Regions from separate parts of the Homo sapiens genome. Here regions 1, 2 and 3 are each linked to region 4. A link is a loop called in an ENCODE intact Hi-C map of the cell type or tissue named here. Cell type or tissue: K562. All regions are shown on one strand. Each heading gives the region's core, and the rest is flanking DNA. Links, peaks and the distances in the headings are about the cores only.

Region 1 (8,173 bases), core at 1,693-6,692, 220 kb before region 4:
GCCAGACCACTCCTCCACTCCAGTGGGGCCTTTTTTGTGTCTTTCACATCACTGTTACAAGTTGTGGCTGGACAATTAATGACATTTAAATCACTGTCCCACATATGGATATATTAGAAAAACCCTAATGTTTTAAAATTTTTTTAATCATCAGCTGCTTTTACAAAGCTTTGCATGCATTTGTTTAGAGGATATTGCAGTCGAGATATTCCAGTACTACTGTGTGATCATATGAAAAAAGTTGGTTTTCTCTCTGTCAAAGTCAATAGGGTGGTAGACTAACTCACAGAGTGCCTTACTTCTTCCTCCCGATTAATCGTGTTCACTATATGGTGGCAGAATCAGTCCAGTCCCCCAGACCTCAAGCTGCATCTTCCAAATGGTTGGTGTCTTTTTAAGAGTCCCCGTGGGCTGGCTTTCCTGGAAGAAGTCCATTAAATTCCCTGCTTCTATAAGCTGCAGGAGTCGCCTAGGATATGGCCCGTCACGTCTGGGGATGACCCTGCACTGCTCTCCAGATTTCACTCAAGGTTCGTATTTTTCTCTGCCACCTTGAACTACAGAACAGGCTCTCAGTAGCGTGATAAGCTTTAAGCTAGAATGAGATGGAAAGGTGGGAAAGACAGACAGGAAGTGTAGCTCTTAGTCTATGGGGCTCTCCTTAGGGGACAAAAAGATGGCTTAGGCTCCGTGGGTTTTCAACTCGTAGAAAAAATAACCCTGGGAACCAAAGCAGTTGTTGTGTGCTGAGGAGATGGTGACCTCCGTGTGACCTGAACATGGGTGAAGGTATTTGAGGAGGCGTGATGAGCTTCCGTCCAGGAGTACCCGTGGTTGTCTGTGTCATTAAGGGCGCAGGGTGTAAGGAAACCAGGTTCCCAGGCTGCATAACAAAATTGTTCTTCGTGGACAGGTCAAATGACTGATGAGAAAGAGGTCCAGATCTCTCCCCAGCACGCCACATTCTCTTTCGGCTCTAAGGCAATTCAAAACTTGGCGCTCACTTAGTTATTTCCTAAGAGATTTCTGCCTGCATTCCTCCAGCCTGGAACCCAAGGCCCTAGCAGGCAGGCTGTTTGCTTGCTTGTGTGTTGTGTGATACCAGAGCCAATTCAGAAGAAAATTGAATGTCTGTGGGCCCCCGGATCTATGTTTTTAGAACTTACTTAGATTACTTCTGTGTTGAATGGAAGAATGAAAATGAGAAAAATAACACATTTTTAGTACGACAAGAAAATTTCTGAGCATTTTTGAGAGTAGCAACATAGAGGCAGCTTTCTAGTCTTTCATCCTTGGCTTAGTGCTTTAGGATTCTTAAAGTGTGCTCTTTTACCCTTGACACACCCCAAGAGGTAGATATCGTCACCCCCATTTTGCAGATGGGGAAATGAGTCAGCAAGGAAAAGTGTCTCACCCAAATCCTACAGCCGATGAGCTGCAGAGTTCAGGTGAATGGCGTAACTCAGCATCACGGACCCCTCCGAGAGACTGGCCCGATAATCCAGGCGCAGGTCCACTAGGGCGTGCTCACAGACACGCAAGGCTACACACCATGCACACCTCCACTTCTCCAAGGACCCCTCTTGCCTAAGGTCACGTCCTGGGCTTTTGCCCACAGATCTCTGCACACGGTGCTTCATGCCCTGTGCAGGGTGGGCAGATGTGCTGGGCGCTCCCATCAAGCCTGCCTGCAGGGCCGCCAGCGAGTTAACTCAGGCCCTAGGCTCTGCAGTACGCTCTTCCCACAAGTCAGCCAGGATTTTTTCCCTTTTTCACTTCTGTGGATTCAAATAATTCATTTGTATCAACAAACAAACAATGCATTATTGTCCTGTAAGCAGAGGGAGCTTCTCTAGAGCTGTCTTGTAACTCCTTGGCTTACCTAGTTTGGTTGATAAACAATGACTAAATGAGCAAATAGCCAAAAACATAACTGCATAGAATAGGCCTTATAATGTGTGGCCAGTTTTTGTATAGAGCTGTTCATTCCTTCTCATGTTACCACAGCAACACAGGCAGCTTTTCTCAGCAACTTTCAGCTGCGCACCTGGAGAAAGACATATCCTTCCTAACTCATGCTCCAAATACCTATCGGTCCAAGTGCCATTGGTGTCTTGGCCTAAGATGATTTAATAGCTAGCATTTGTTCTGCAAAAATAGCACTGCTTTTAGTTTCTTCTTCTTTTGCATTTTTGGCACCTGTTGGCTGACAGCAGTCTGCAAAGGCCGCTGGAGATGCTACAGGGCAGAACTATTCCGTGGAGTAAAATGGGAGCAGACAGGAGCCCGGAAGGAAGGCAGAAGCCTGGGGGTTTTTTGTACATGGGATGTCGGCTCTGATTTGACCCTCATCAGAGCAGGACCTGGCTCCTTTAGGGCTGCAGACAAGCTCTACATGCTGGGAAGGGGCGAGGCATTTTATAAAGTGAAACTGCATTTTATCAGGGGTGACTTTGGCTGTCACTGCTGAGAGGAACAGTCGATGCAAGCTCATCTCACAAATCACTGCAGAATGCCCAGGCTGTACGTTCATGATGTTTGTGTTCAATTTCAAGATCCATTTCTTCAGGGAGTTGGGTCCATCTTCAAGACTTACGCCAGGAGACTGCACTGCAGAGACCGAGCGAAACTCTCCCTTGCTGTGTGCCAGGGACACGCTTCGTTGGTCTCCACGCACGTGCTTGCCATCTCTGCTCTCACAAATGCTCACGGGCTCCTGGACCTGTGTCTCCTGCCAGGAGCTGTGCTGGCCTGCCCACCCCTCTCAGCTGCCCACACCTCCGCGGCAGCTGCCTCCCGTGAGTAGGATCTGAAACACCAAAGCCACGGGCAAGGGCAGGATGGAGGGGCAGCGGTCCATGTCAACATACACCACAGATGACCCAGAAAAGCACTTTAATTTTTTTTTCTTGGAGGCATAATTTAGTCATCTCACCTAAAGCACTTTTCACTTTATCTCTGGCAACCAAGGGTTACAGAAAACTCAGCACCAAAGGATGAAAGGGGAACTTGTCCCCTTCGGTCCCCAGCCCTGCCCTCCCCTGCAGCCTAAAATACCCTTTCTATGATCACAGAACAAAGTTCACACTCACCACACAGCCATTCTCACACACACTCGCACAAAAAGAAAACCAAAGCCCACTAAAGCACATGGGGAAAAAAAGATTACAAAACATCTTCCTCCCCATCCGGCCTTGAGACCAGACTCCCTGGCTGGAGAGGTCGTGACTTCCGCCGTGCCCAGCAGGGGCTCACCCAGCCTTTGTCACCGTGTCCCACTAAGGAGGATATGCAGAGGCCACCAGTTCCCCAAGGTTCCCTTCGGATGGTGACACCTCCCTGAGTCAGTCATTCAGTTTCTGCTTGCTGTCAGAGTTGCCGTAGGCAGAGCCCTTGTCAATTTCCGTCACACCAATCATCCATCGAACTCCCACGGAGGCTGCAGAGACAAGGAGAGCAGAGTTAGGAGTAGCCCAAACAGACTACAGGGCCGTTTTCCCACAGAGCAAGTGAGAAGGCCCGTGGCCGCAAATCACAAGCGCCAGCTCAGAGCTGGCTGGCGGGTTTGAGGTGCCATCATCCTGCCGGCTTTACAATCATCCTTGAGTGTGGACATCCATGTGACATTAAGACAAAGCAAGGCTGCTCTGGTGGGGGTTTTCCTCCTTGGACCCTGAAGGTGAATGATTTGGCAAGCCATGCACAGCCGTTCGCAGGGACTCAGAGAAATCCCTGGCTTCCTCTGCTGACCCCCAGGTAAAGAGGATTCTTTTGTGAATAAGGGACAGGAAGTTAACAGGGCATGTTCAGCGAAGTTTTATAAAGAACAGACCAGGAGCCTGGAAGACGCAAGAGCTCGAGTATCGAGTGCCCAACACGTTTCAGCACTGCTTTTGGTGCAAGCGTTAGAGCAGTGAGAAAATCCCCGCCCTCTCCTCTGACGGCAGGATTTGCCTACACCAGAGAATGGGCAGGACCCTCGTGGGAGCCCAGTTTAATATAGGAAGCTGGAAAGCAGGGCCTAATGCTCAGAAGTTGCAATTTCAACTACACCCTCTGGAGCGGGCAGATGTGGTGAGGTCCTTGGGTGCAGGGCCCAAGACTTAATCATTTGATGTGCTCAGCACTGGGCATGGGGCTTGGAAAACAGTCCATTTATAATACATGCTTAAGAATGGATAGACGAATAAGTGAATGAAATCCCCCAAATCATGATGCACAGGATTATCTAGCATTAGCATCGCGGTCGATAAACTAACTGGGACATGGATGCAAGAGCCTGGGATGGGCGAATCCAGCCCAGCCAGCAGGAGGCACGCATCTCCCATGGGTCATTTACAAACTGGAGGGCTCCTGCATGGAGCGTAACAGTAACAGTGAGAGTGGAGTTATTGTAGAGCAGAAAGAAGTGAGTAAAACGTGGACCGTGTGGCCTTGGAAGAGGAGTAAAGAACACAAACACAAAGTCCTTCAGGGAAGAATGCAGTCAGGCGCAGGCTCAGAGTAATGGGGCACGGCAGTCAGCTCCTCAGATGCTCCTGGAGACGCCGTGTCCACACTGCACCCCTCAGATGCTCCTGAAGACTCCCTGTGTCCACACTGCACCCCTCAGATGCTCCTGAAGACTCCCTGTGTCCACACTGCACCCCTCAGATGCTCCTGAAGACTCCCTGTGTCCATACTGCACCCCTCAGATGCTCCTGGAGACGCCCTGTGTCCACACTGCACCCTGGGCAGTGCTCAGGCTTCTTTTTTTGGTACTCGCTACACAGCTGGGTGGCCCTGTCTGCAGCCTTCATCCTGAAGGGGCCCCTCTCCAAGACGGCGTGGGTGTGTGTGTGCCTTGCTGTTGCCTGCTATTGAAGCAGAAGGGTTGAGCTTGCCCCCGCCCTACCAGGGGCCCTGGCACCTGCAGCTGCCCCGGACCCTTGGCCAGCCTCAGCATGGCGGGGCATGGGGGTGCCCCTGGACCTGCCTTAAGGAGATGAGGTGCTTTCTTCTCCAACCTCTTATTTTTTTCCCTTACACGGTGTGGGTGTTGTTTTAATATTTTAATTTTTAACACTAAAATACATCTTAATCTTTCAAAAGACTGTATAGTAGGGTCTATTTGAGGAACAGGAGCCAGCTTGTCTACTGCACCCATATGCTGCAGCATTGGTTGGCTCAGTCAGAATGAATGAGCTAGGTTTATGTGCTGTGACCTGTTTTGGTGGTTATGATTCATTAGGTGAAAAGGCGAGCTGAAGAAACTCCACTGATACGGGTTTATAGATGCACATATGCTTGAGACTGGAACCACCACGTGCATCAAATTGTCATTAACGATTATCTGGGAAGTGGGCTCAATGGGAATGGTCTCCTGACACACTTTCCATTTTCTGCGCTTGTCTATTGCTTGGGCCTTTTATAGTGAGCATACTGCATCTTTGTGTTTGACAGAAAATAACTGAGTCCTGTCCATTTGGAAGAAGCACGTGATCTCTGTGTGCTTGGACAATGTGCCGTCTCTCCCGGGCTCTCCAAAGCCTCAGAGGACGCCAGGCTTGGGGAGACAGGGCCTTTCACAGGGAAACCCCAAAGTCTTCCTTGGCTCCAGGAAGCACGGACCTGCTGTTCACAGGGCAGGAAGCAGGCACGACAGGCTGCCCCGCCAGAGGCAAGGAGCAGGGTGCACAGGGGCTTGCCACCAAGAAGCAGCAGTAGCCCGAGAATACCGGTCACCTGGAGCCAGCGCAGACCCATGAAAAGCTCTGTCGCCGAGTGTCTCCACTCAGTGTCATCCACCTGCAGCAAAGGAGAAGCCACAGGCGCCCCCAGAGGAAGGCAGGGAGCTGCCCATCCGTCCCCGCCAGGCTCCAGCACAGGGCTTTCTTCAGAAGCAGGAAATGATGCCAATGAGCAGAGCTGTCTGCGGAGGACAGGGAGGGAGCACTCCCAGCTGTCGGGGAGTGAAGTGGCAGCTGCATCACCACCCAACAGGGAACGTGTGGAATCCAGCCCCAGGTGGGAGGCTGGACCGTCCAGGCTGCGGAGGGGGTCCCAGGCCTGGTATTCGAGGGCCTCGCACTCATCCTGAAGTCTAATCTTTCCCTGTGATTGCAAGCTGAGCCTGCTCCTCATCCACGGCACAACTGCCTATACAGATGGCCTTCGTCCCAGCCCTGATGCCACCTCTCCCAGGGTGGTGCTGTCAGCACCCACCAGCCCCTTGCCCTCCACTCACCCACAAAGAAGACGAGGATGAAGCTGGCCAGCGTCAGGGAAGACCCGCTCCTGATCATGCTGACCAGGAACTGGAAGAAAGGGTAGAGCACCAGCGAGGCCCAAAACAGCCAGTTCACGAGGGTCCAGGGCCGCCGGGGGGGCACCATGGGCGTCTCTGGGAAGGTGCCCGTCCTGTAGTACTCCTCCTGAAAGGCATCCTGGGGGACAGGAAAGAGGACCCTCAGACGCCACACGGGGCTCGGTGGCAGGTCCCTCCCGAGGCCCTGCTTCCAAGGGAATCGCAGAGATACACAGGTGCCACCGGGGCTCGGCAGAACTGGGGTCTGCAGCTCCTTCCAGAAAGCACTTTGTAGGCAGCTGCTGTCTTCTCAAAGCTGCATCTGGCCGCCCCTCCCACAGGGACACTGGGAGTGGTGGGGCCGCTGCAGCTGTCACTGAGTGCAGGGCGTGGAGCATGAACCCTGGCGCCAGGCCAGCCTGGGCTAGGATCCACCCTCTGTGGGCAGGCACCTGCATCCCTGAGCCCAGGCCCCAGTCTGTCTAATGGGGCAGCAGTGCCTTCCACGATAGGTCGGCGGGAGAATGGAGTGGATGCTGCGCCGAAGCTGCCCGCAGGGGACACTCGGTGGAGACCTGGCCCGCAGTCAGGAGGAGCTCGCCCAGCCCGGCCCGGCACATGCCCCGCCTTCCCGGCCTCCACAGCCAGTTCACCTCGGGCAGCCCACCCGCACCTACCACCCTGTTTGCCACTGGAGGGCTCTGAGGGCCGTGATTCAAGGCATCATGAATGACAAAGGGCTGGAGGGCTGCTGGGTGTGGCTCTCAGAGGTGACAGCACACTCAGGACTGGGTGTCCAGGGTGACTCTTCTAAGTGATTGTTAGACCGTGTGAAAGGTAAACAAACAGGCTCATGTCCTTCCACTAAGCAGATCCTTAGTGGGAACCATGTACTCATCCACATCCACCCACAGGGTGTGTGTGTCACCGAGCAGCTTGCAGGGCAGTTACTCCAGAGCCTCATGGCGCTCCTTGCAGTCCCTGGGTGAGAACAGGGGACTCACGGCCCCACATAAATGCACTGCGAAAGAACGCGGTGGCTCTTCCCTGGGTGTCTCATGTCACGGAGCTCCCGCTCAGGGACTGGGGCTCAGCCGCAAGGAGCTGCTGAACACAAGGGAGGGACCCAGGAACCCAGGTCAGCAGGCGTGCTCAAGCGGCTGGGAGCTGAGCTGAGCCAGGACCTGGGGGGAACAAGGAGCTGTGGCACCAGGATGCCCGCTGGCCCGTCTAAGGGCAGGTCCTGGCCGTGAGGAGGGGCCAGGGCAGAAGCTGCCTGCAGGGAGCAGAGCTGAACCAGGCAGCCACAGGGAATTGCCCAGGTTGTATGGTGGGCAGCTGCCTCAGCTATTGTAAAAGCTGCACGTGGCCGATAGCATGCACGCCACACAAAAATGGGTGTGGGTCACAGTGAGGCCCAGTTTGTGTCCCATGAACTAGCCTAGTAATGTCCCAGTTCTCTAAGGAGTCGAGTTTTCTGGAAAATGAGCTTCCTTATAATTGAAACTTATACTACTTAAATGCTGAATATTTTCCTTTAACAACTTGAGATAGAAAAGTCTAAAGTATCTCATACTTTTCTTCTTTTTCATTCAGGGTGTACTGAATCATAGGCTTTCTTGGCCTCTCAGAGGCACTTTTAATAATAGTCCACACACTAGGCCATTTTGGAAGGAGAACCCCCAACCCCTTCCCTGGGCAGTTCAGGTGCCTCTGCTCTGTCCTCGGCCCCCTGCAGCCCATTAACAAGCCTGGTCCGAAGCGTCACTTGTCGCGTGACTCTGCTGTTGGACATCAGCCAAGAGAAGCCATGGGGGCTCTCAGGGGAAGTCACATCATCAAGCAACTGAAGAACAATCAACGTGTGTGCCAAGCACTCCTACCCTC
Region 2 (8,173 bases), core at 1,128-6,127, 250 kb before region 4:
CGATAACTGCCTTGAATGTGGTGGCATTTCTGCATCTTGAGGTAGTGAGCACCTTCTCTCGCCTGTATAATCAGTTTTTAAAAGTTTAATTTTATTTGACAATATTTGCTAGATAAGGACCACAGTTTTTTGTTTTTTTTTTAAAGCTTTGAGGGGACCGGGGTGCGGTGACTCACGCCTGTAATTCCAGCACTTTAGGAGGACGAGGCGGGAGGATCACTTGAGCCCAGGAGAACAGCCTGGGCAACGTAGCAAAACATCATCTCTACAAAAAATACAACAAAGATAATAGCTGGGTATGGTGGCCGTGCCTGTAGTCCCAGCTACTCAGGAGGCTGAGGCAAGGAGGATCACTTGAGCCCAGGAGGTCAAGGCTGCAGTGAGCTATGATTGCGCCACTGCACTCCAGCCTGGACAACAGGGTGCGATGCTGTCTCAAAAAAAAGAAAAGCTTTGAAGTTAGGTTTTTTCTTTTTTACACCTAGACTCAAATCTCAAAGAACAATTTGCATTTTATATTTTTAAATATATTTCACCCCCTTGCCATATTTTATTTTTAATTGAAAACAATTTTCAAGTCCGTTCCCTCTTCTCACATGTGTTCCTGAAGCTTTTCTTCTTGTCTTAGCACTCGGAGCATGCCTTCCGACGCGCGGAGCCATGGCAGCCCTGCTGCTGCTGCTGCTGCTGCTGCTGCTGCTGTTGCTGCCAGTCGGCCCAGCCCCTCTGGTGGTGACTCTGTGCTGCCCAAATCCATCAGCAGTGCCCATGATACCAGGTAGTCTCACCCCACCAGTGTCCCGTACCCTCACCACCCCTTACATGCGCTTACACAGCAACCATAGTGTTAGGGTGTGTGCCGGCTGTGGTTGGGCTTCTTTGCTGTGGCGTGTGAGTGATGCTCTAGGGCCTTCCGCAGGTTGTCACGGCCCAGAGGCTCTGGCACTGACCAACACGAATGGATAACTGTCTGATGTCAGTATTTCTTTGGAGCTGATATTAGCCAAAATGACTAAAGACTTTGCGAAGAATAACTTGATGGAGTATCATAGGAAAGGACTGGTCCACAACAGAAGGGGACATGAGCATTTTGCCTCACAGAGAGAGCCTGGAGTCACAAGGTGGTTAAAAGATGGCATCTAGTTAATGATCTGATGTGGTAACATTTTATTTTTTGGGAAGATCAGTTTTCTAGCCAAATACTCTATTTTAAATAATTGTTGATTAGAAGTAGTTTATAGAAGTGGAAAAATGAGTTCATGGGGTTTGTATGTCATATGGAGAACAGATCAGTACTTGAGAGAACTCTCAGACAACTTGGCAAGCCCCAGAACAATTAAGTCTCGCATTGTCTTTTGTGTAAGTAAGGAGGGTCTTGTAGGTTTTCCCATTCTGGTTATATTTTGGCAGAGGATTTCATCATGTTCTCCTATCCTAAGTGGAGGAAGAGCTGTTGTTCTCTCTCAATTTCACACTTGTACCTAAGTAGGAGGAACGCTGTCAGTATTCCCATCTTCCAATGCAAGTCAAACCAAACTATGTAGATTGGGGGTATGTGATCTAAAAAGATCAACTTCTGATAGAACCCAGGGCTCTGTGTTCAGCCCCGAGGAGAAAATAGTAGAGTTAACAGGAAGATGATGCCTGGCTTTAGATTTTAAAACAGACTAAAATGTTTTTACACTTACTTTAGTAACAGTCTAAAATTTCTACAAATATTTGCAGTCATTTCACTCATTAAAATAATTAATACTTCTAAATTTTAGTGAGAAATGTCTATAACCTAAAAAGTACCAAAGCATTTTACAGCTTAAGCAGTCAACTAAAAAAATTAACAACATTGAACAAATTCCCATTTAGCTTCCTAGTTTTTACGTTTAGAGCTTTTCATGGCAAATATCTTCATATATGCTTTTATATCCCTGTGAGGGCTGCCAAAACTGTCTTCTTTATTCATACAGTACAGACTGAAGAGAAGTGATTTGGCCTAAAACACAGTCATAATTGAGGAGGGCATTGGCCACCCTGTGCCCCCTGCATCCCACACCTGCTGTGTCCATGTTCACATGAGACTGCTCCCGAACTGGACAATAGGGAGTGACCTCCCTCTTTTTAAAGGTTGATGCACTGTGTTTTAAGGCATTTGTAAGTTGGTGGTGTGGTACATTATGTGTATTTTAGTATAAGAGTTAAATACTACAGTTACCCTTTTCATGGAGTTTAGTCTTTGCAGAAGCAGTTTTTCAGCATTTCATCTTAAACGCTTATCAGTAGCATTTCATAAGTATTCATCTTAAGTTTGTACATACTTAGACAATCGTTGATGTTTAGAAATTTTAATAGTATCATAGCATGGTATCTTGAAGGACATTTTTTACTCAGGATTCCCGTTTACTTTATGACCGTCTGTGTGTGTGAGATGGTAGGTAGAGAAGAGCACAGCCACGTGAAGAGGTGTGGGGTGGTTACCAGACTCCCTCCTGCATTCAAGCCCTGCGTAAGCCTCAGTGCCTTCACAGTGAGCCTGGTTCATGGGCCCGTGAGTCACTGGTGGATTCGGCCCACTGCTCCCGAGGCAGACTTCACATACCCAAGGGCTTGTGTCTCAACACAGCTGTGGGTTTGTGAATGTGCCACGGGGAGGCAGAATGACACCAGTGTGTGCATCCCTGCCACAGCCATGGGGTGTAGCCCTTGCCCGTCTTACAGATACATCAAAGTTCAACTTCACTTGACCCTAGAGGTTTCAATAAGTATTTTTAATTGATTTTACTTGACCTAGGAAATATCTGTTCTGGGCTTAAGTTATCTTATCATCGTTTGTAAAAACACTTTGCAGTGGTGCTCTTGCTGAGGCTTGCTCCTGCTGGCTCTCAAGAGCTGATGGCGAATGTTTGAGAAATTTTGCAAGTTGTTATACCACAGAAATTGGCAAACTCTACAACCCACCTCCCCATCCCCGACATCCCCCACCAGAGCTAGTCGTTCAACATTCCCCAATATGCCACTTCATGAGTATATGTTCTTGCTTTTTACCCGTGCAAAAATCTCTTAAGGACATGGAATTGGCTAGTCTCACTTGTGGGAAATCGGAAAAATTAGAGGTGTTTAGTGACTTCTTGGTCTCACCAGTGGTCTTTGTTGCTGCTTAGGAGTGGAGTAGGCTTCCTCACTTCAACACCAGTGGTTTTCCCGTCAGATAGTGCCGAATTTTTTATGAACTATATGGCAGTAGAAATGTCCCCATCACTTCAGACTTAACAAGTGCTATACTAGATTTGAGGGCTTAGGGAAATACCAGAAAAAAATGCATATTTTATAATTTGTAAATGTCTGTGCAATAGATCATGTTGCCTTCAACCTATCAATGTATAATAAGAGCATAAATGCTACCATACTTCATTATACCATTCACTTAAAAATATATACTAAATGACTTTAATAAACTAATGCCATATTTATTTGAGGTTCTTTGATTATTCGAATTACAATTTTAACACATTCCCTATTTAGTTTTAATTTTTACTCTTTATGGGTTCATTCTGGTTGCTGAACATTTCACTTTATTCTGGAAAAGCACCTCATTAACTTTGTTCTTTAATATATTAAGCTTCCTGCTCTTTTGCACTTTTGCTTGGCTACTGCTTGAGAAACCTTTAGGTATTCCCTTCCATTTTCTTACTGAGAGATTTGGAATCTTTTGGACCATGAAATGATTTTAGTACTTTAAATGTAATTAAGTACATAAATATAATTTGATGGTAACTTTAAAGATCAGCAAGATTTGGTTAATAACAGTTTTATTCACCCTGGGCTTAAGTTATGGAGCTTTTCACATGTCAGTAACATTTCAATAGTGTTGTGTTTTTATTTCTGTTGTTAATATAAGACAAGGTTTTATGCAGGCAGGTGCTCTCAGGCTCGGGTGTTGGCTATGGAGAGATGAAAATGGAGCCCTCCTTCCAGACTCTAGAGCTCTAACAGACTCCAGAGGACGGTCTCCACAGCAGCGCTGTTCACTTAGGGGGCTGATTCTGGTGGGTCTGTCCTGTGCGTTTTCCGCTGCCCACTAGATGCCAGTAGCACCCTCCCAAAAGTGTCTAATACATTGCTGGAGGCAGAGTTGTTCCTGGCAGGCAGAGTTGCCCCCAGTTGAGAATTATTGCTCTAGAAAAATCTCGCAGATCTTTCATTTTAAGTTCTATTGAATTGATAGCTCAATTATTAAAAATATTAAAACAGGGGTTCCAGCGTTCCTGAAAATGATCGATTGGCTTCCATAGCTGCTGAATTGCAGTTTAGGTCCCTGAGTCGTCACTCAAGCCCCACGGAGGAGCGAGATGGTGAGTGTTTTAAGGTGTTAGCTGCATTCACAACCAGTCTAATCATTTGTCTCAGTTCACCAGTTTCTGTTGTTAATGCCTTTATGAGGATTCCTTGAAGATTCCTTTTTTTGGTCCTTTCTAAAGGAATGAAGAGTAAGAAGCACAGAGCTTTATGAGAAGACTTACTGCTGAGCACATTGGCCTTTTAATACAGATGCCTTTTTAGCCCTGTTAGCATTTTATAGGTCTACTTTTGTTGCTTTAAAAATATTATTATTCTAGATATTTTAACTGTTGAATACTTTTATTCATTTAAAAAATACAAAAGTGACACTGTGTTTGTTGATCGTATGTGAAAGTTTTATTTATAATGCAGCCCTCAGGAACCACATTGCTGCTTCCATTGGAGTAGGGCTGGGGCTCCTGAAGCTAACATCTTGAATGAAGTCCCTAAGGAATCCACTTTTTGCACAGTATTCTGTTGTCTGTTACTCGTGAAAAGATGAGTGTAGTTAAAATCCTGTAACCCCATTAACTTCTTAGTTGGTGCAATTTTTAGAATTGATTGCAAAGATAGTTTCTCACACCTACATCAAACACACTAAAAATTAATAACCAGAAAGGCAAACAGGTTGCTTTTAACCATTACCTTTCCTTTCAGTTGTTCTCAAATAAGCATATTTATTTCATAAATCTTAATTTGTATAAAAATAACTTCCTGCAGAACCAGCATATCCAAGAGGAGATTCAAGTGGGTCCACAAGAAGAAGTTGGGAACTTCGGACACTAATCAGCCAGAGTAAAGGTGAGAGAAAGAGTGTTGAAGTTAAAAAAAAAAAAAAAAAAAAAACACGATTACACATAAGGGGAGCAGTTTCAGGTAAAACTTGATTTAGCTTCTGAATTATTAGGCCTCCTCCATTACTATTTTGTGATCTCACAGCTCTGACATCACTTTCTATCATGTACTGTGTTTGTGTACATTTCCTATTTCTAGTAACAAACTACATGCTCCTTTGGGTCTATAATATGTTTTACTCATCTTTATATTCTTAAAGCAACTTAGCATAATTTTTTGTCCATGGTAGGAGTATAATAAACATTTGTGAAATAACCATTCATAAATTAGACATTGAGGGAAAGAACTTACGAAGCATGTGATTAATATTATCAAAAGAACAAATAGCAGAAAAATCATTGGTCTAGTATTTAATGATCTATAAAATGCTTTCATGTCTTTTTTTGCTCAACAATATTGAGCAGTAGGCAAAATAGATGTTCTCTTTTTATAAATGATAGTTTCTAAGCAGCCCAATAATTTGGCCAAGGTAGTAAATGAGAGGGTGAGGACCAGAAGGCACTTGTCTCAAGTCTAGCGCACTCCATGGCAGCTTCCCTTTGAACTTTGTGTGACTGACCAGAAGAGTATTTGTCTTCCAAGGCCTAGAGATGTCTGGAAGGATTTTGTGGAGGGAGGAGACTGGGCTGGCCCTTTGAAGGGATGGCAGGTCTGCAGCAAGCCAGGAGGCAAGGAATAGAAGGAAGTGTGCACCCAGAGGCCTCGTGACTACAGGGGAGAGCCACTGGGCGCAGATGCCAATGCAGGAGAAACTGGAGAGTGAGGGGAGATCAGATCATGGACAGCCATCAGTGACTGCCTAAGTAATGAAGGCTTTGCCCAGAGGTGGTGGGCAGCCCCAGAGGCTCTTGAGCAGCTGGTGTGTTTGGGATGTGGGAGGCTGGGGATGAGTAAGACGCTGAGATAGTATAGTCTGCTAGCCAGAATTGAGGAGAAAGTGGGCAGATTGGTTAAAATGCCATTGCAGAAATTCAGTATAAATAATACGATACTGGACTAATGTGGGATTTAAAAGAGGTAATGGCAGCAAGAAACAACTTTGGTGCAACCACTGACAAGCCTGGTGACAGAGTAGGTGTGTGTTGAGGGTTCAAGTGGGGGAGTTTTCCTAGGCTTGAGCCAGGTGACAGGAAGACAGTTTCTTCAGTGGCTCACATGTAATCAGCAGTTCCCACGGATACCAGGTCTTTGCCATATTTTTCAAATCAAGTACTTTGTGGTCAAGTAAACTTGGGAACCACTTGGAATTATGTTTCTCTTGTGAGAGTTACAGTTCACATTGACATATTAAAGACCAAGGGCTGGGCACGGTGGTTCACGCCTGTAATCCCAGCACTTTGGAAGGCCGAGGCAGGAGGATCACCTGAGGTCAGGAGTTCAAGACCAGCCTGACCAACATGGAGAAACCCCATCTCTACTAAAAATACAAAATTAGCCAGGCAAGATGGCACATACCTGTAATCCCGGCTACTCAGGAGGCTGAGGCAGAAGAATTGCTTGAACCCAGGAGGCAGAGGTTGCGGTGGGCTGAGATCGCGCCATCACACTCTAGCCTGGGCAACAAGAGCAAAACTCCGTTTCCAAAAAAAAAAAAAAAAAAGCAGGCACAGTGGCTCACACCTGTAATCCCAGCACTTTGGGAGGCCAAGGCAGGTGGATCACGAGGTCAAGAGGTCGAAACCATCCTGGCCAATGTGGTGAAACCCTGTCTTTACTGAGAATACAAAATTAACTGGACGTGGTGGTGCGCGCCTGTAGTCCCAGCTACTTGGGAGGCCGAGGCAGAAGAATCTCTTAAACCCAGGAGGCGGAGGTTGCAGTGAACCAAGATCGTGCCCCTGTACTCCAGCCTGGTGACAGAGGGAGACTCCATCTCAAAAAAAAAAAAAAAAGGAATCTTGAGAAATTTTTTTTTAAGCGTTTCTCAGAAATATTTGTCAGTGGAGCCCATGGCCTCACTGCTGTCAAAATCTTGCCCTGTGCTGGGTAGATTTGCAGTGTTGTATATTGAGGTAAAGGAAACAAACTTGGATCCGTATTTTAAATAAATGAGTGTAATAAGAAATTATAACTGGACCATTATAAATCTTTTAGAATTTCTCTTTTCAGATTAACCTTAGAGTCATCCCAGCCTTCAAGGATCTCTTCATCTGAGCCAGAAAACATAGGCTCTTGGGTAGCTAATTAGGATATGGTATGAAAAGTGTTGTCATAGAGAAGTGGACAAACCATGGTTGTCAATTTATGGGTTGTGAACCATTAGTGGGTTGTAAAATTTTAGTAGGAGTGATCAACATTTTTTAAAAAAGAACAGGATGAAATCAGAATCACATGTAGTAAGGGTAATAGCTCACAGAACTGTTAAATGTGTGAAAGGTATTTCTTAGTATGAGTCATGATAAAACAAGTTGGAGAAATAGAGATAAATTGCCTGTGGGAAAATGAGGAATAATGGCAATAGCTAATATTTATTGAGTTTTACTGTGTTCTAGCCTCTGGGCTAAATGCTTTACAGGTATTATTTCATGAAATCCTCACAGTAGGTCTGTGAGATAGGTATTTTTATCTTTATTTTACAGATTAGGTTTTTAATGTGTGAGGAAGTTAATTACCTTGCCCATTGTCAAACACCTAGAAAATGGCGAGGCCAGCATTTTATCCCAGGCATTTTGATTCTAGAGCCCTTTTTCTGTACTCTTCCCAGAGAAGGGAAAATCCTTCTCATCAGAGATGGCTTCCTAGAAGAGGCGTGGCATTTCAGCTGCACTGTGTGAGTAAGATTCACTCAACAGATACTCAGGTATGAAGAAGATACTTTAGGCAGAGGGAAAGGTGTAAAAGTAATGGAAGTGAAAAGTAAAGTAGTTTGGTGTGTTCTGTAAGAGTCTTTCAGTTTGGCTAGTGTGAAAACATAGAAAAGACAAACTGGGTCCAAATTCTGCAGGGGTTTGGATATTTGGTTAGTAGGTAGTGGAGAACCATGAACTAA
Region 3 (8,173 bases), core at 1,457-6,456, 98 kb before region 4:
AACGTATTCCCAGGTGGGAATGAGGGGAGCCAGGTGGATGCCAAGCCCACTTCCCGGGCCTTACGTTTCCCATTCAAACATGGGAGACGTGCTCTTGATACACATAAGGGCATTGATAGTTTACAAATCTACCTATAGGGCAGTTTCTGCAGGAGGAACAAAAGCAGAGAGGGGGAGCAGCCATTTAGATTCTTCTAAAGGGATACATTACCTGTTACAGATTAGGGAATGGAAGGCCTATGATGGTAGGGAATTGTAATTATCTTCTTAACCCATTTATGCTGGAGAGTATAATTTTTTGAATTTTTGCATGAGTGAAAAATCAGACCTTGGTGATGACCTTGAGCAGGAGGATATAAATAATTCCCACATGCTTAGCGTTCCAATAATGGAACACTAAGTTCCATAAGTGGGTTAATGGTTATAACTCAAGTGCCAGAACAGGAATGTGTGCAGCAGTAGAGGGTGTAACGAGGCCTCTAGAGGCCCCGAGACCACCTTCCTTTGACAAAACTACGGCCTCTGACATGGGGTTGTGGGTGGCAGTCAGTGACTCGTTTCTTGCAGTGGTAATAGGAGAGTCCTCTCTCCAACCCAGACATTTGCTTGATTCATGGTTATTTTGGGTAAAAGTAAATAAAAGTTTCACGTTGCGAATTCCCAAACTTTGGGGAATTCCTTCATAAACTAGATGAATTCTGTGTGTCTTGAATTCTGCTTTTGCTTTTAGGTTATGAGCTCCTTCAGGGTCAAATATATTATAAATGAATTAGAAAAAATTGTGAACAATTATAAATGAATAAATAGAAAATAATTATAAAATCTGAAAAGGAAGATTCAGCAATTTTGCTTCTTCTAGAATTCTTTGAAAATACAATTGGACAGGCACAGAAGCTCACGCCTATAGTCCCAGCACTCTGTAAGGCCAAGGCGGGAGATCTCTTGAGCCCAGGAGTTGGAGATTGGTCTCGGCAACATGGTGACAAAAAATACAAAAATAAGCTGGTCATGGTGGTGCACATCTGTGGTCCCAGTCACTCAGAAGGCTGAGGTGGGAGGATCACCTGAGCCTGGGAGGTTGAGGCTGCAGTGAGCCAAGATCACGCCACTGCATTCCAGCCTGGGTGACACAGTGAGACTCTGTCTCAAAAATAAAGAAAATACAATTAAGTCAGAACAGAACGACTTAGGAGGGTCAGGAAAAACAATGAGGAAGTGTGTTTAGTGACACAAAGATGCTTACAATACAGAGTCTACAAAAATGTATATGAGTCTGGGAGCTGTGGCTCACGTCTGTAATCCCAGCACTTTGAGAGGCCAAGGCAGGCAGATCATGAGGTCAGGAGATCGAGACCATCCTGGCCAATACGGTGAAACCCCGTCTCTACTAAAAGTACAAAAATTAGCTGGCATGGTGGTGGGCACCTGTAATCCCAGCTACTCAGGAGGCTGAGGCAGGAGAATCTCTTGAACCCCGGAGGTGGAGGTTGCAGTGAGCCAAGATTAAGCCACTGCACTCCAGCCTGGGTAACAGAGCTAGACTCCAACTCAAAAAAAAAGAAAAAAAAATGTATATGATATGATCCAACTTTTTTTAATTTTTTTTTTTTGAGACGGAGTCTTGCGCTGTTGCCCAGGCTGGAGTGCAGTGGCGCAATCTCTGCTCACTGCAAGCTCCACCTCCCAGGTTCACGCCATTCTCCTGCCTCAGCCTCCCGAGTAGCTGGGACTACAGGCACCCGCCACCATGCCCAGCTAATTTTTTGTATTTTTAGTAGAGACGGGGTTTCACGGTGTTAGCCAGTATGGTCTCGATCTCCTGACCTCTTGCTCCCCCCACCTCAGCCTCCCAAAGTGCTGGGATTACAGGCATGAGCCACCGCACCCAGCCAATATGATCCAACTTTTAAAAGGCAAAAATAATATGTATCTCTCTACTTAAATTTTAAAAATTATAAATATTTTATTTGTAATATAAATAAATATATTGCACCCCCCAAGATTGAAATTCATGTTTCCTTCTATGTTTTTATTCTTTTACTGTATTATTTAACATATGTATTCACAAACAATGTGCAATTTATAATGTCTGAATCCTTTCGTGAGCTCCTTTCTACATTCAACACTGCGATTTTGAAATGTTACATATCTAGTTTTAGTTATTTTAATTGCAAAGAGTATTGCTTTGGATGACTACCCCAAAATTAATCTATTCCCATACTGGCGGACATTCACATTACTCCCAATTTGTTTTCAGTGCTACAGACAATGCAGTAATGAACACTGGACTTGGAACTGCTGCCTCATTCTGACATGCACACCTCTGATTTTACTATATATTAACAAATTGCTTTTTAAAATGGTTGGACAATTCACACTTCAGGTGGATGTTTGGGGTTAGTGAGATAATAGGAAATACTCATTTTCTTCTTTATGCTTCTCTGTATTTTCTAATTATTCTATCAAAAGTATTAACCACTTGGTCAATATATTTAACTTTTTTTAAAAAAAGAAAAACTTTTCTACTGCATTTTTTAAGATCACATGAGTATGTTAACATATGTCACTTGATATTGAAAAAGCTCTGTGACTTACTAGTGGACCCATTGTACAGCTAAGAAAATAGAGGCTCAGGGAAGTCATGACTTATTTTCTTTGGTCACTAACCTGCTCAGGTCCCTACCTTCTCTGATCCTCAGCTTCTTCCTGTCATTCACATCAGCCTAACTGATAACACTATTGAGGGCATAAAGTAAGATGAACAATTAGAAATACTAAAACATATTAAGTGATTCATATACATATATACGTTTAGAGGCAACTCGTTCAGCGAATATTTATAGAGCCTCTACCGCGTGGCCCTGGTGATCTTTTCTCACGGCCATGTTCTTTATGTCCTTTCACTCCTCTGCTTACAGTAAGAAATAACTAAGTATTGGGAAATCGAGGAGAAAATGCCTTCTTACAAACCCTCCAGCTTCCATTCCACTCAGTCCTTCTCATGGAAAGCAGCATGGGTTAGCAAATCCTTAGATTTACTGAGGCTACTTACAACTTCTTCTGTTAATCCTTGGTTCTAAGCTTTAACATTCATTTAATTCTCAAAGATCTGTAAATACCGACTCAATTTAGAGAACAAACATGGATTCAATACTAAAAGCCAGTGTGTTTGGGTTTCACATCATTGTCTTCAAAGGACTTCCTGGTTTCTAAGAAAGCAAATCCTGGCAAGGCTGGAGAGCTCCAGAAATCCAGCGCCTGGGCTCACAAAAGCCAGCCCTGACTTCGCGAAGAAAAAGCCTCAAACTGCAGAACACACCCGGCAAGCTGTTCTTATCGTTCCGAGGCCATTGCAGAGCCAGATACGGTTACACAGCCCTTCTGAAGCAAAGATACACTAAGTCTAGACAGGCCCTGGTTCCCTGTGATAAACTCCAGATCATCACCACCACAGGGCCCTGCTCCCAGCTACTTCATCTTTCCCTGTAATACCTCACACATCCAGTTCTCCTTCATTAGCTCTATGATAATGGCTTGACGTAGGTCCAAAGAGCAAAGGAACTTGGATTTGAAAGTCCGAGACCCCTCTGCAAAATACCATTGCTTCTTTCGCTTCAGAAAAGATTTTGGGAAGTGAATGAAACACATCCAGCTGTAGTTCTTCTGATGTTAGAATTACCATATGACCCAGAAACTCTACTCCTAGGAATCTACTCAGGAGAAATGAAAACACACATCCACACAAAATCTTGTACACCCACGTTCACGGCAGCGTTGCTCTCGATAGCCAAAGGCCGAAACAGCCCCAGTGTTCATCAACTGATGCGTGGATAAATACAATACAGTATATCCATAAAATGGAATATTCTCCAGCCACAAGAAAGAATAAATTAATTACTGATACATGCTACAACATGAATGAACCTCAAAAACATGTTATATGAAAGAAACCCGTCACAAAACACCACATATGGTACGATTCGGTTTATATGAAAGGTTCGGACTAGGCCAATGCATGGAGACAGAAAGTGAACTTGTGGTTGTCTAGGGCTGGAGGGGGCAGGATGGGGGAGTGACTGCTGATATGTACGGTTTCTCTCTGAGGTGCTAAAAATGCTCTCAAAGTAGATAGTGGTGATGGTCGCACAACCATGAATATACAAAAAGCCATTGCACTGCACACTTGCAATGGGTGAATTTTATGGTATATAAATTATATCTCAATAAAGCTGTATGTAAAAACAAAGAAAAAAACACTGGCCCCACAGAAGACAAAACATAAGCAGAGTCAGCCTTCAGTCCACACAGCCATGTCAACACATAGAGGGACATGCTGTTTAGATGAAGGAAATGAGCTGCAGAAAGGAGTCAGGGAGTTTCAGCCTGCAGGAAAAAGCCACTCCACCCTCACCCAGGCAGAGCAAGGTGTCCAGGCGAGGCCGGTTGGCAGGATGTTACTGCCCACCACAGCACTTGCAGGAAGTAAAACAGATCCCCCTCAACTGAAATGATCTCGGAGACTGGTCCTTAAGTAGGACTGGCCCTTACCCTGGATCCTGAGTATAGGCAATGGGCAAAGCTGGAAGGATACGAAAACCTGGCTAACACCCTAAGTTTCCCAGGCAAGAGGAAATCAACCCCAGGCACGCATGGTGACGGCAGCGACCGCCACCATCTAGAAGAATTAGGCTTTGTGCCTAAGATTGGGGAAAAGTCTTCGGTGGATCAAATATTTTGTTCTCCTTCCTGTGAGGCTGCTTTGAAAAGCTGAGATTAAACACTCTGCTGATGTTCCTCACCACCAGCGCTGCTCTCTGCCGTGTGTCATGGATGAACACATTTGCTGTGTTCACATGAAATGTGGGGAGAAGTTCCAGGGCTGAAATACGTGACAGACATGACACTCGTGCTATGAAACCAGCTTCCTCTGATAGCCACACAGCGGAGCTGACACGTCCTCCCTGAAGCAGGCTCGGGAGGCAGAGACGGCGTCTGATGGCTCCCCCGGTCCCTGCAGCCTGTACACAGTCGACACTGACAAAGAGCGTTCCCGAAAGAAATCTGGTGGATTGCCAAAAGCTTCATTAATTAATGAAATCAGTGGGGAGATAAATAATTGAAGGGAAAGAAATGGGTTCATCAGTTTGGCAACACTGAAATTTTCATGCATTCTGCCTAGGAGACGAATAAGCCCACAAGACAGGCATCAAGAATGGATGTGCCTTTTCTCCAGTTTTAGGTCTGGGAGAGTTTCCACTTTCCCAAAAGTCAGCCTTTGGCATCACGTTGGAGACGCCTGTTGCGAGCTCCCTGCAGACCAGCCACCTTAGCCAGTGGGCGTGGAGGCAGAGGTCTTCACTTTTCCTCTAAGTCCTTACTAAGAATTTTCCTGTGCCCTAAATGAGATGTTGGAGATGGGGGGAAAGTGGCAATGAAAACAGCACTTGTTTCTAACATGAACTTTGGATCAGGATAAAAGTAGTAAACTTAAAATTAGATGAATGCTAAAATGTTCCAAATATCCATCACCCGGTGAATAAAGAAGCAAGAGATGGTACAGCCACAGGACGGAAGACCACTAACAAGAAGGAACCAGTCCCGGCTCCATGCATGCCACGGGTGGATCTCAAGCATATTATGCTAAATGAACAGAGCCAGACACAGAACAATACATAGTGAATTATCCCACTCATAGGCAATACCTATCAAAGGCCAAATTACAGACACAGAAACTGGATCACTGATTGTCTGAGCTACAGACACATGTGAGGATGGATCCTGTGGGCATGAGGAGACTTTTGGGATGAGAGAGGCGTTCTAAGCTGGATTTTGGTGATGGTTACACAACGCCAAATTTACCAAAACTCATTGAACTATACACTTAAAATGGGTGAATTTATGGTATGTAAATTATATCTTAGTAATGCCATTAAAAAATTAAATGAAGACAGAAGTTTTTAAAACTGCTGAAATCCAACATCAAAAAAATGATCAAAGGGTTCTTGAAATATGAGAAGTCAATTTAAATTAATTTTCTTCATGGAAATTAAAAAGGAATGTGGACAAGAAGGAGAAAGAGAAGAAAAAAAAAGGAAAGACAGCGTTAGTCCCACCTTCTATTTCATATGGAAGTGAATACAAGCTTATTCTGTTGTTCCATTAGCTATGAACCCATCTGGTCCCAATCCCCAGGTCACCATCATATACACAAGGATGTGGTGACGCAGTCTGTCAAATGTTTACTTTACAGGATCACCCTTGCTCTGGCACTTTCTCAACTGACTCACCCAGTAACGGTACCAATGAAATAAGTGAGGTTAACTCAACATGATTTAGTTTTGGCGCACACATCCTGGCTCCATGGGATCATTTATTACTTCCTACGTTAAAACACTTGGAAGGAAAAAACTCCTGCGTGCCAGAATGAAAGTTCTAGTATTTACACTTCTCAACTTTTAAAAACAAGGAATTTTACTTATCTCCAGTCTTATGACACTTTTTTTCCTCCATGAGACCTCAAAGACTGAGAGTGGCAGTTCAGAGATGAAAACTCTACGTCCATTGTCTTCCCTAAAAAGTGACTTCCCTTGGCTGCAATAACGGAAGTAACTCAAAATGACTGCACTCCCATCTTCAGGCTGTTCTATCCTTTCCCATTTGAAAACAAATTTCCTGCAAACGGGTTGGCAGATTCTCCAAATACCTGAGAGTATCCAACAACCATTTTTAGACTTTTGTTTTGTACAAAGTTATCTTCTCTGAATCTATAAACTTTTCCACCTCTTGGTGGAAATTTTCAAATGTATATTTATGTTCATGTCTTGAATCATAAGACAAGCAAAATACAGAAAGAAAAAACACAACTAAAATTGACACAAGAGAGCAATAACCTCTCACAGTCCTAGAAAACAGGAGAGTTCTCTTATCTGGGGCAACTTCAGCTTTGGACTTCACCACCTATATATGTTGGGAGATGGTTCTTATTTCTCCTCCCCACCCCACTCCCCGCAAAAAACACAGAAACACCATCCACAGAGAGTCATTACTCAAGCTAGGTTGTAGCAAGACTTGGTTGAAAGTTTAATCACATGGCTAGATGTGAAAGACTTGGGGACTATTTTACCACAAGCATTTAATTTTTTTTTTTTTTTGGAGAATGAGTCTCACTCTATCGCCCAGGCTGGAAGTGCAGTGGCACAATCTAGGCTCACTGCAACCCCCACTCCCAGGTTCAAGAGATTCTCATGCCTCAGCCTCCCAAGTAGCTGGGATTACAGGCGCCCGCCACCAGGCCCAGCTAATTTTTTGTATTTTTAGTAGAGACAGGGTTTCATCATACAGGCAAGGCTGGTATCAAACTCCTGACCTCAAGTGATCCTCCCGCCTCAGCCTCCCAAAGTGCTGGGATTACAGGTGTGAGCCACGGTACCCGGCCTTAAATTCTTTTCAATTGACAAATAAAAATTGTACATATTTATGGTGTACAACATAATGTTATGATATACGTTTACACCGTGAAATGATTAAATGAAGCTCGCTAACGTATCGATCACTTCCCATACTTATTTTTCTTATGATGAGAAAGTTTAAAATCTATTCTTTTAGTAATGTTTAAATACACATTATTCTTAGTTATGGTCACAATGCCATGTAACAGACCTCTGCACCCCTGAAGCTTTAACAGCACCAATCATCCTTTCTATACTGAGATAGTCCTAATATGACCTTGGCTGTCCGCAGCGCGTATGCTTTGAGTTGCTGGTGATCACGGACTTTTGTAGAGCCACCCGGTCTTTTGCAGGGCGGTCTGGAGTTGGTTGAGTCTAGAGTTAGTGAGTTTTCACACATGTGCCACACTACCAGCACGTGTGAAAACTCACTAACTCTATACTCAATGCAGGAAAGGCTACAGCATTTGCCAGGCCTGGTCAAAATGAGAATGTGGGGTTCCTTCTTCAAAAACTATCAAGAATTTCAACAAGGGAGAGCAGAGCCTTACCCCAACTGTGGGGTCCCAGGTCACCGCACAGTTCACATGCCCAGGAGGACTCTCTGGCTGAGTGGCACCTTGAGCTTACCAACAGGGCAACTCCTCAAATGTGACCAAGGAAGAGAGTTAAGAACTGCCGAAAGAAAATGAAAGTCTTCCGGACAGGGGTCCACTTTTTACAAT
Region 4 (8,173 bases), core at 207-5,206:
TCAAATATTAATATATTTATATTTAAAATATATAAATATATTTTTATATATTTATATTTAAAATATATATATTTTTATATATTTATATTTAAAATATATATATTTTTATATATTTATATTTAAAATATATATATTTTTATATATTTATATTTAAAATATATATATTTTTATATATTTATATTTAAAATATATATATTTTTATATATTTATATTTAAAATATATATATTTTTATATATTTATATTTAAAATATATATATTTTTATATATTTATATTTAAAATATATATATTTTTATATATTTATATTTAAAATATATATATTTTTATATATTTATATTTAAAATATATATAAATATATTTTATATATTTATATTTAAAATATATATAAATATATTTTATATATTTATATTTAAAATATATATAAATATATTTTATATATTTATATTTAAAATATATATAAATATATTTTATATATTTATATTTAAAATATATATAAATATATTTTATATATTTATATTTAAAATATATATAAATATATTTTTATATATTTATATTTAAAATATATATAAATATATTTTTATATATTTATATTTAAAATATATATAAATATATTTATATTTAAATATATTGATAAAATTTGATGATATAACCTAATATAATGTATAATAATTTAAATATATTTTGATTTATTTTTGCTCTTTCTATAGTGCCACTTACTTGGCTTGGCCAAATTCATAAAACAGGAACTGGGATAGCATATTGTAATTATTATTATTTCTATTTTTTTTTTTGAGATGGAGTTTTGCTCTTGTCGTCCAGGCTGGAGTGCAGTGGCGAGATCTTGGCTCACTGCAACCCCCACCTCCCAGGTTCAAGTGATTCTCTGGCCTCAGCCTCCCGAGTAGCTGGGATTACAGGCGCCCACCAACATGCCCAGCTAATTTTTGAATTTTTCGTAGAGACAGGGTTTTGCCATGTTGGCCAGGCTGGTCTCAAACTCCTGACCTCAAGTCATCCTCCCGCCTCGGCCTCCCAAAGTGCTGGGATTACAGGCGTGAGCTACCGCACCCAGCCAGCATATTATTTTTAATAGGGAATATGTTCCTTAATGCTATCCAAAATTTTAATTAAGATGAGAGGGATAGAAAGGAAGTAATTAATAATGCTAGGTGTTCTATGTATATTATCTCATTTGCTTCCCAAAGCACTTTGAGATAAGAGCATCACTCTGCTATAGAATTTCCCCAAGGTGAAGCACTTTTAAATGGTGAAGACAATGATCTCACCAAGGTCTGTGTGATTCCAATGTCCTGTCATTCACAGAACAGGTTATTTTCAGCATAAGAGGAAAAGTCCCTTATCTTGGAACTTATTTTGGAATTATTCACCTCCCTCACTTGTTAAACATAGACTCCATGAGTTTCTGGAGTGCACACAGCCCTGCTTCAGTCGCTGTGGGGGAACTGAAGGGAGGAGGAAGTGATTTGTATGAGGATGTACAGAGAACTGTTTCTGTCCAAATTTCCTGGAAAACCCCGGCAAACGCAGTTTCTTTGCTTGAATCCCACCTAGCGTTGAAGGTGCTCCATTACTCACTCTTACCAATTATCTTGTTAATTGATTTTTCCTGCCAAATTTTCCAAGTAATTGGTTCGGTGCTGTCTCACTTTTATTATTAGAAACCTGGCATGAGAACTTTCACTAATTTAAAATATTTATGAATATATAGGAATAGGCATTTGTTTTAAGATAACTTGCCGACATGCAAAATCTCCTGTTTTCCTAATCCTTTCTGGCTTGTTTTAAAGATCATAAATTACAGATCTGTGGAAAATAAAGGAGAAAACTTACAACACTTTTATCTTCATACTTTCCACTTAGGTTTGTGCCATTTTCAGCACATATTGCATGGTTGTATATTTATGATGTAAATAATATGTTATATGGTGTGACATTATAAAACCACTTGTTTCTCTAAAATATCATAAATATTTTATCATATCATAAATATATCATTATTATATCATGTATCGTAAAATATATTCAATCAAAATTATTGAGCAATACATTAAAACTTAATGAACTATTAAAGCAATTCTAAATGAAAGGGTAAGAAACTTTCCTATTGTGATATTTAATATATATAAGCATATATAAACACAAATATGTATGAAGAGTGTGTGTGTGTGTGTGTGTGTGTGTGTGTATATATATATATATATTTTATTTTATTTTATTTTATTTTTTTGAGATGGAGTCTCGCTCTGTCGCCCAGGCTGGAGTACAGGGCGCGATCTGGGCTCACTGCCACCTCTGCCTCCCGGGTTCAAGCAATTCTCCTGCCTCAGCCTCTCGAGTAGTTGGAATTACAGGCACCTGCCACCACGCCTGGCTAAATTTTGTATTTTTAGTAGAGACGGGGTTTCACCATGTTGACCAGGCTGGTCTCAAACTCCTGACCTCGTGATCTGCCTGCCTTGGCCTCCCAAAGTGCTGGGATTACAGGCATGAGCCACCGCGCCTGGCTGATAGATGTGTTTTTCATACACAGTCCCTGGCTTATAACTCCCATAGCTCTTGTTACAGTCTTTTGTCATAATGTTGGGGCAATTCAGGCCTCAGAAACAGGCGCCAGAAAAGAGAATCTCTCCCTCCGACCTTTCCTTGCCCTCCTTTTACCAGCCCAGGGCAGGACTGGAACCATCCGCAGCTGTTCTGACTGTGGGTTATAAGACCCGGATTTCAGAAAGAGTCCTGTCCATCCCCTGGAGGAAGGAATGCTGCACAGGGAGGCCAAGAAGAATCTAGACCGGCAGGCCTTGCAGGGTCTCCCCACTCCATCTTTTAGCGTGAGATCAAAGCCTTTCTGTCCCACCGCATTTCAACACGGCTGTCCATGCTTCCATCGTGCCTATCCCAGGAAGTCTCCATAGAGGGCCCCAGAGGACAGGGTTTGGGGAGCTTCCAGGTTGCTGAACACATGGAGGTTTCTGATGGGCGGAGCACCCAGGGAAGGCTTGGAAGCTCCGCGACCCTTCCCCCATACCTCGCCCTCTGCATCTCTTCATCTGTATCTTTTGTAATATCCTTTATAATAAACTGGTAAATGTGTTTCCCTGAGTTCTGTGAGCCACTGTAGCAAATAACAGAACCCAAAGAGGGAGTCATGGGAATCTCAACTTGAAGCCAGTCGATCAGAACTTCCGGAAGCCCAGACTTGAGACCGGTGAGTGGCAGTCCTGTGGGACTGAGCCCCCAGCCTGAGGGATCAGACACTATTTCCTGGTAGACAGCGCCAGGGTTGAAGAGCAGGACACTCAGCCGGTGTCCACTGCAGAACTGATTGCTTGCTTGGTGCGTGGGGAAAAACCCCCGCACATTCCGTCACAGAAGTCTTCTGTGCTGACTGTTGTTATTGAATGAGAGAATAGAAGAAGCATGTTGTTTGTTCTACACTTAGACCGAATGCCAAAAATTAATACCAAGCATTTAATGAATCTGGGATACTAGCATTGTAAATGATATCTTGGTACAGAAGCTAGAATTACAATGGCCTGGTACAGTAAGAATGGAAATGGGAAGAGAAGATATTCACGTCATTAGCTTTCTTTTCTCCCTAGGGCTTAATATACACAAGGCCATAGAGCTAGACCCAGGCCATGGAGGAGCATGGAGGACCGCAATTCTAAAAGCTTTGCCAGCTTAAAAGTAAGTGCATCCAGGAAGCAGCTGAAACTTCACGCAGATTTGTGGATATAGACATGAAGGGAATATGGCTTCCTTTGTAGTGAGTTCTGTCTGCAGATGGACACTCAAACCATGAAAAGCTCAGCCTACGCCGGGCAGTCGACATCGTGGCTCCGGCCAGCAATTCTTCCACTAGATTTAATGAGAGCGTGGAAGTCCCTGAACAACCTGAAGGCACATTTGAGGAGAAGCACACACTCAGTCAGGGAATGGAGCCAGAATTTCATCTGCTTGAGATGGAAGTGAAGAAATTTCTGGAGACTGGAGTGGATTATAGGAGAAAGTACCAGGGTTTAGCCTGTGCTTAAAATGGAAATTCCTCGCATTCTCATTTCAGCTTCTCTGAGGGAGGAAGGGCATTCCTGAAACACAGCTGAGTATGTAACAGGCCACGAACCTTGGTGACAACCAGGTAACATCCTTGGTCATAGAGGCTATGTCGGTTTCGGTTACAGTGATGCACTTTTAAACAGTTTAGGCCATCGCTAATAAGCTTCAAGTCTCAGCTTTTCTGTTTGTAAGTTAAAAATTTGGAGGTAAAAAATTAGTGCTTTCATTTATAGTACATCACAATATTTCCAAGAAATAGCCCGACAGGGAGAAACTTTCCTACAGTCACGAACCATTTGACTCCTACAACTCCATCTTTGGAGGCTGCCAGCATGTTCTGAGTCCAGGGCAGATCCGATGAATAATTTTCCTGCTTCTCATCCTAGAATATCTGCCTGCCTCACAGGATCAAGTCCAAGCCCCAAACCTGCCATTCAGGGACCTCAATTCTGCATCCTACCTACTGCTTCAGCTGAGGCTCCTGCGTGCGGTGCCTGGAACACGAGCAGCAGGGGCTGCCTCCGCACACCGGCGCGCGCACACCCGGTGTCTTTGCTCATGCAGTCCTGGGGCCTAGGACGCCTCCTCCTGCTCTTCCTTGCCTTGCTCATATCTGCTCATTCTTCAATTCTTGGCTGGTATCATCTCTTCCAGGAAGCCTCCTCCTCCGGGTCTGTGTGCCCTGATAGCTTGCTTCCTCTATGTTATTTTATTAAAAAGATCGGTTTATGTGTATATCTCTAAACTTTACAAGCTAAGTTTTTGTGTGTTTGTGTTTTATTTATTCTTTTTGAGACGGAGTCTCACTGTGTCACCCAGGCCGAAGTGCAATGGTGCAATCTTGGCTCACTGCAACCTCCACCTCCTGGGTTCAACCAATTCTTGTGTCTCGGCCTCCCGAGTAGCTGGGATCACAGGTGCCTGCCACCACACCTAGCTATTTTTTTTTTGTATTTTTACTAGAGACAGGGTTTCACCATGTTAGTCAGGCTGGTCCTGAATTCTTGAACTCAAGCGATCTGCCAGCCTCGGCCTCCCAAAGTGCTGGGATTACAGGCGTGAGTCACCACGCCCGGCCTACAAGCTAAGTTTTAATTCAGCAAATATTTTTTGTCCGGGCTCTCTTCTGGGATTGGAGCCTAGACGGTCAAGGTCCCTGATCTCACCGGCTTATGTTCTAAAGAGCGACAGATGGGGAACATGTAAATGAACAAATTAAGCAATGATCTGGGAAGGAAGTGGTGCTATGAAATTATTATTAAACTGGTGGGTGGGACTCGTTGGGTAAAGGGGGAAGCAGACACTGAGATGGAAAGGGAGGAGGGCAGACTGGGCAGAGGAGAAGCCCAGCTCGGGCACAGCCTAAGAGGCCTGAGCTGACGTCCAGGAGCTCTGGGGATGGGGCAGCTCTCAGGGTGGTCCTGAATTTCGTTAGTGGGTTGGGTATTATGACCAACCAGTAGTCATGGGACATGAGCTCTCCGGGGAAGGGGAGGGAGCCAGAACTAATTGTCTTGGCAGAGGTGATTTCCCAGAGGGCTCAAGGCCATCCACAGGCAGGCCCCCTGCAGAGGGAATGGCAGTGCCTCCCCCTCGAGAGATGGGATGGTGTTGACAGTGCCCCCCAACAGGAGGGCAGGGGTCTTTGGCAGGGTGGTAAGGGGCGGTCTGACTGAGAAGAGGTCAGCTGGGGTAAGATCTGAAGGACAGGAAGGAGCCAGCCATGGGCAGTGACGACACAGAAGCGTCCTGGGGAGAGGAGCGGGACTGTGTGGTTGCAATGTCAGTGGGGACCCCCGGGGGGAAGGGCAGGACTGACATGGCCTTTGAGAAGTCTACACGTCTATGTAGAGGACGGATCATAAATATGCGAGAGTGGAGGCGAGAGCCCTTTTGGGAAGCTGTGCTTGGAAGAGGAGGCGGGCAAGCAGGGCACTGGCTGGGGACGTGGAGTCAGAGGTGGGCAGACGCTGGATCAGAGCACGGGGAAGGCCGTGGTGACCGGGGATTGAATGCAGGGTGAGGAAGAGCATGGAATGAAGGATGAGCTTTAGCTTAGCGGCTTGAGGAACTGGGCGGTGCTGTTGACTGAGGTGGGGTGCACCCTAGAGGAAAAGGTTTTCTAGGAGCAGCTAGCACTCTGCTTTGTGAAATTTGAGCTGTCCATTGAACAATCAGTGGAGACACTAAGGAAGCAGCTGGCTATTGGAGTCGGACCGAGGGGCGAGATGAGGGTGGGGTGTAGATTTGGGAGCCATCAGTATGTGGATAGTATTTAAGGCCACAAGACTGGGCTGTATGTTATGTGTCACAAAGGTGAAGTGTCTCAGGTGTCCCCACAAGCCGACAGTAAGTGCTGAACCAAACAACCACGGAGGAGAGAAACAGAAAGCAACAGGTCCAGGTTCGCTGACCACTTCCTTTTTTTTTTTTTTTTTTTTTGAGACAGAGTCTTGCTCTGTCACTCAGGCTGGAGTGCAATGGCATGATCTCAGCTCACTGCAAATTCCGCCTCCCAGGTTCAAGTAATTCTCCTGCCTCAGGTTCCCAAGCAGTTGGGACTACAGGCATGTACCACCATGCCCAGCTAACTTTTCTATTTTTAGTGGAGACGGGGTTTCGCCATGTTGGCCAGGCTGGTCTCGAACTCCTGACCTCAGGTGATCCGCCTGCCTTGGCCTCCCAAAGTGCTGGGATTACCGGTGTGAGCCACCACTCCCAGCCTCGCTGACCACTTCTTATCTTGCAAACTGCCACCACCAGAGTCTGGGCTACCGAGGAGGCCACTAAGGCATGGACCCCAGACCTGCTGGGTAAATTCTCCACCTGCCGTGCCTGTGACGCCTGCCAGAAGTGGGAACATGGGTGGGTGTTTAAGGATCCCCTTTCCCTCCCCACTGCAGACAGAGACCTGGCTGATTTTTACTAATTTTCTAAGGTTATACGTCACACATGTTTATTACAGAAAAGCATAAAAAGAAATAAAGTCCTCTTTGGTCCTGTTATGCCTAGAGCTACTCACTATGACATGGTAACATCTTGTTTCCAGTCTTTTTCTTCTGATTCTATTTTTTCCCACACACACATTTGTTTCAAAACAGACATATGTGCCACTTGCTTTGAAATTCTGATTTCTCACTGAGGATGGATGTAAACCTTTCCGCCATGCCTTCATAACCTTCATCCACACGAATCAGAGCACGTCTCACGGAGCGTGTTTGATGCACCGTCTCTGTTACTCCTCCTGCCCATGCTGTGAGGAAGTCCCATTGAAACCCATCTTATGAACGAGCAAACTGGTGCTCACACAGCCACAGTCCATGGCAGAGTCCTAACTCCTGCAACACTGCAGTGCCGGGCTGTGTGAAGCTTTACCACCGATTTATCACAAAATAAACCAATCTTTCTCATACTGAGGCCTTTAGACACTTCGATGATTTTCAGTTTACGCTAATATAAATAATGCTGCAGTTGGCACCTTTTTTCCTAAAATGTGTGTGGGGGTGTGGGTGTGTTTGCCTATTATATATTTCAGGTTAGTCCTTTAGGATAGATTTTCAAAGGTAGAATTATTGGGTCAAATAATATAAAGTCTTTATATAGGTATTGCCAAAGTGGTTTCCAGAAAAGTTACGCTAACTTATGATGTCCTCACCAACCTTGAGAATTATTATTAAAAAACAAAACAAACAAAAATTAAGGCCGGGCACAGTGGCTCACACCCGTAATCCCAGCTTGGCTTTGGGAGGCCAAGGCGGGTAGATCACCTGAGGTCAGGAGTTCGAGACCAGCCTGGCCGACATATAGTGAAATCCCGTCTCTACTAAAAAATATAAAAATTAGCTGGGTGTGTTGCGTACACCTGTAGTCCCAGCTACTTGGGAAGCTGAGGCAGGAGAATCTCTTGAACTCGGGAGGTGGAGGTTGCAGTGAACCGAGATTACGCCATTGCACCCCAGCCTGGGCTACAGATCAAGACTGTCTAATCTCTGTGCTTTACACCCTTGTCAGCGAAATACCAGGCCTGTTTATCCCAAACCATCACATATCTTCTCCTGGGAAGGGCCCTTCCGTGTTCTTTCCCTCCCACTTCCCAG

The links. Peaks named below come from ENCODE experiments on the same cell type or tissue, not always from the same donor. Only the 100,000 strongest peaks of a DNase experiment are listed, where the experiment ranks them.
Region 1: it touches region 4 in a loop (8-fold over the local background); 4 of 110 quality-filtered maps call a loop at or near these places.
Region 2: a loop joins it to region 4, with 2.9 times the contacts of the local background. A loop is called at or near these places in 6 of 110 quality-filtered maps.
Region 3: it touches region 4 in a loop (2.9-fold over the local background); 2 of 110 quality-filtered maps call a loop at or near these places.

The regions. Positions count from the first base shown.
Region 1 is chr6:161,133,196-161,141,368 of GRCh38, forward strand. It overlaps AGPAT4 (1-acylglycerol-3-phosphate O-acyltransferase 4), which reads right to left. Exons shown (of 9, transcript NM_020133.3): 8 at 6,227-6,425; 9 at 1-3,439. The coding sequence ends at 3,345. It overlaps LOC124901455 (a long non-coding RNA gene), which reads left to right and starts at 6,421. Exons shown (of 2, transcript XR_007059860.1): 1 at 6,421-7,271; 2 at 7,883-8,173. In K562, for the core only: a CTCF peak has its summit at 4,309 (motif pointing right); DNase peaks (open chromatin) are centred at 4,302 and 6,678.
Region 2 is chr6:161,097,650-161,105,822 of GRCh38, forward strand. It overlaps MAP3K4 (mitogen-activated protein kinase kinase kinase 4), which reads left to right. Exons shown (of 27, transcript NM_005922.4): 17 at 629-778; 18 at 4,243-4,343; 19 at 5,050-5,130. Among named protein-coding and RNA genes, the nearest start is that of AGPAT4-IT1, 60 kb to the right of the region's middle. In K562, for the core only: CTCF peaks have their summits at 2,644 and 4,062 (motif pointing right); no DNase peak of the experiment used is centred there.
Region 3 is chr6:161,251,663-161,259,835 of GRCh38, forward strand. The region is part of intron 1 of AGPAT4 (1-acylglycerol-3-phosphate O-acyltransferase 4); the gene reads right to left. Among named protein-coding and RNA genes, the nearest start is that of AGPAT4, 18 kb to the right of the region's middle. In K562, for the core only: no CTCF peak of the experiment used is centred there; DNase peaks (open chromatin) are centred at 2,920, 3,389, 4,059 and 6,231; H3K4me3 peaks cover 589 bases.
Region 4 is chr6:161,350,552-161,358,724 of GRCh38, forward strand. All of the region lies in intron 11 of PRKN (parkin RBR E3 ubiquitin protein ligase), which reads right to left. LOC124901457 (a long non-coding RNA gene) reads left to right here and starts at 3,128. Exons shown (of 2, transcript XR_007059862.1): 1 at 3,128-3,225; 2 at 3,620-4,811. RefSeq lists enhancers at 4,103-4,603, 6,246-6,540. In K562, for the core only: CTCF peaks have their summits at 1,560 and 2,939; DNase peaks (open chromatin) are centred at 1,510 and 2,930.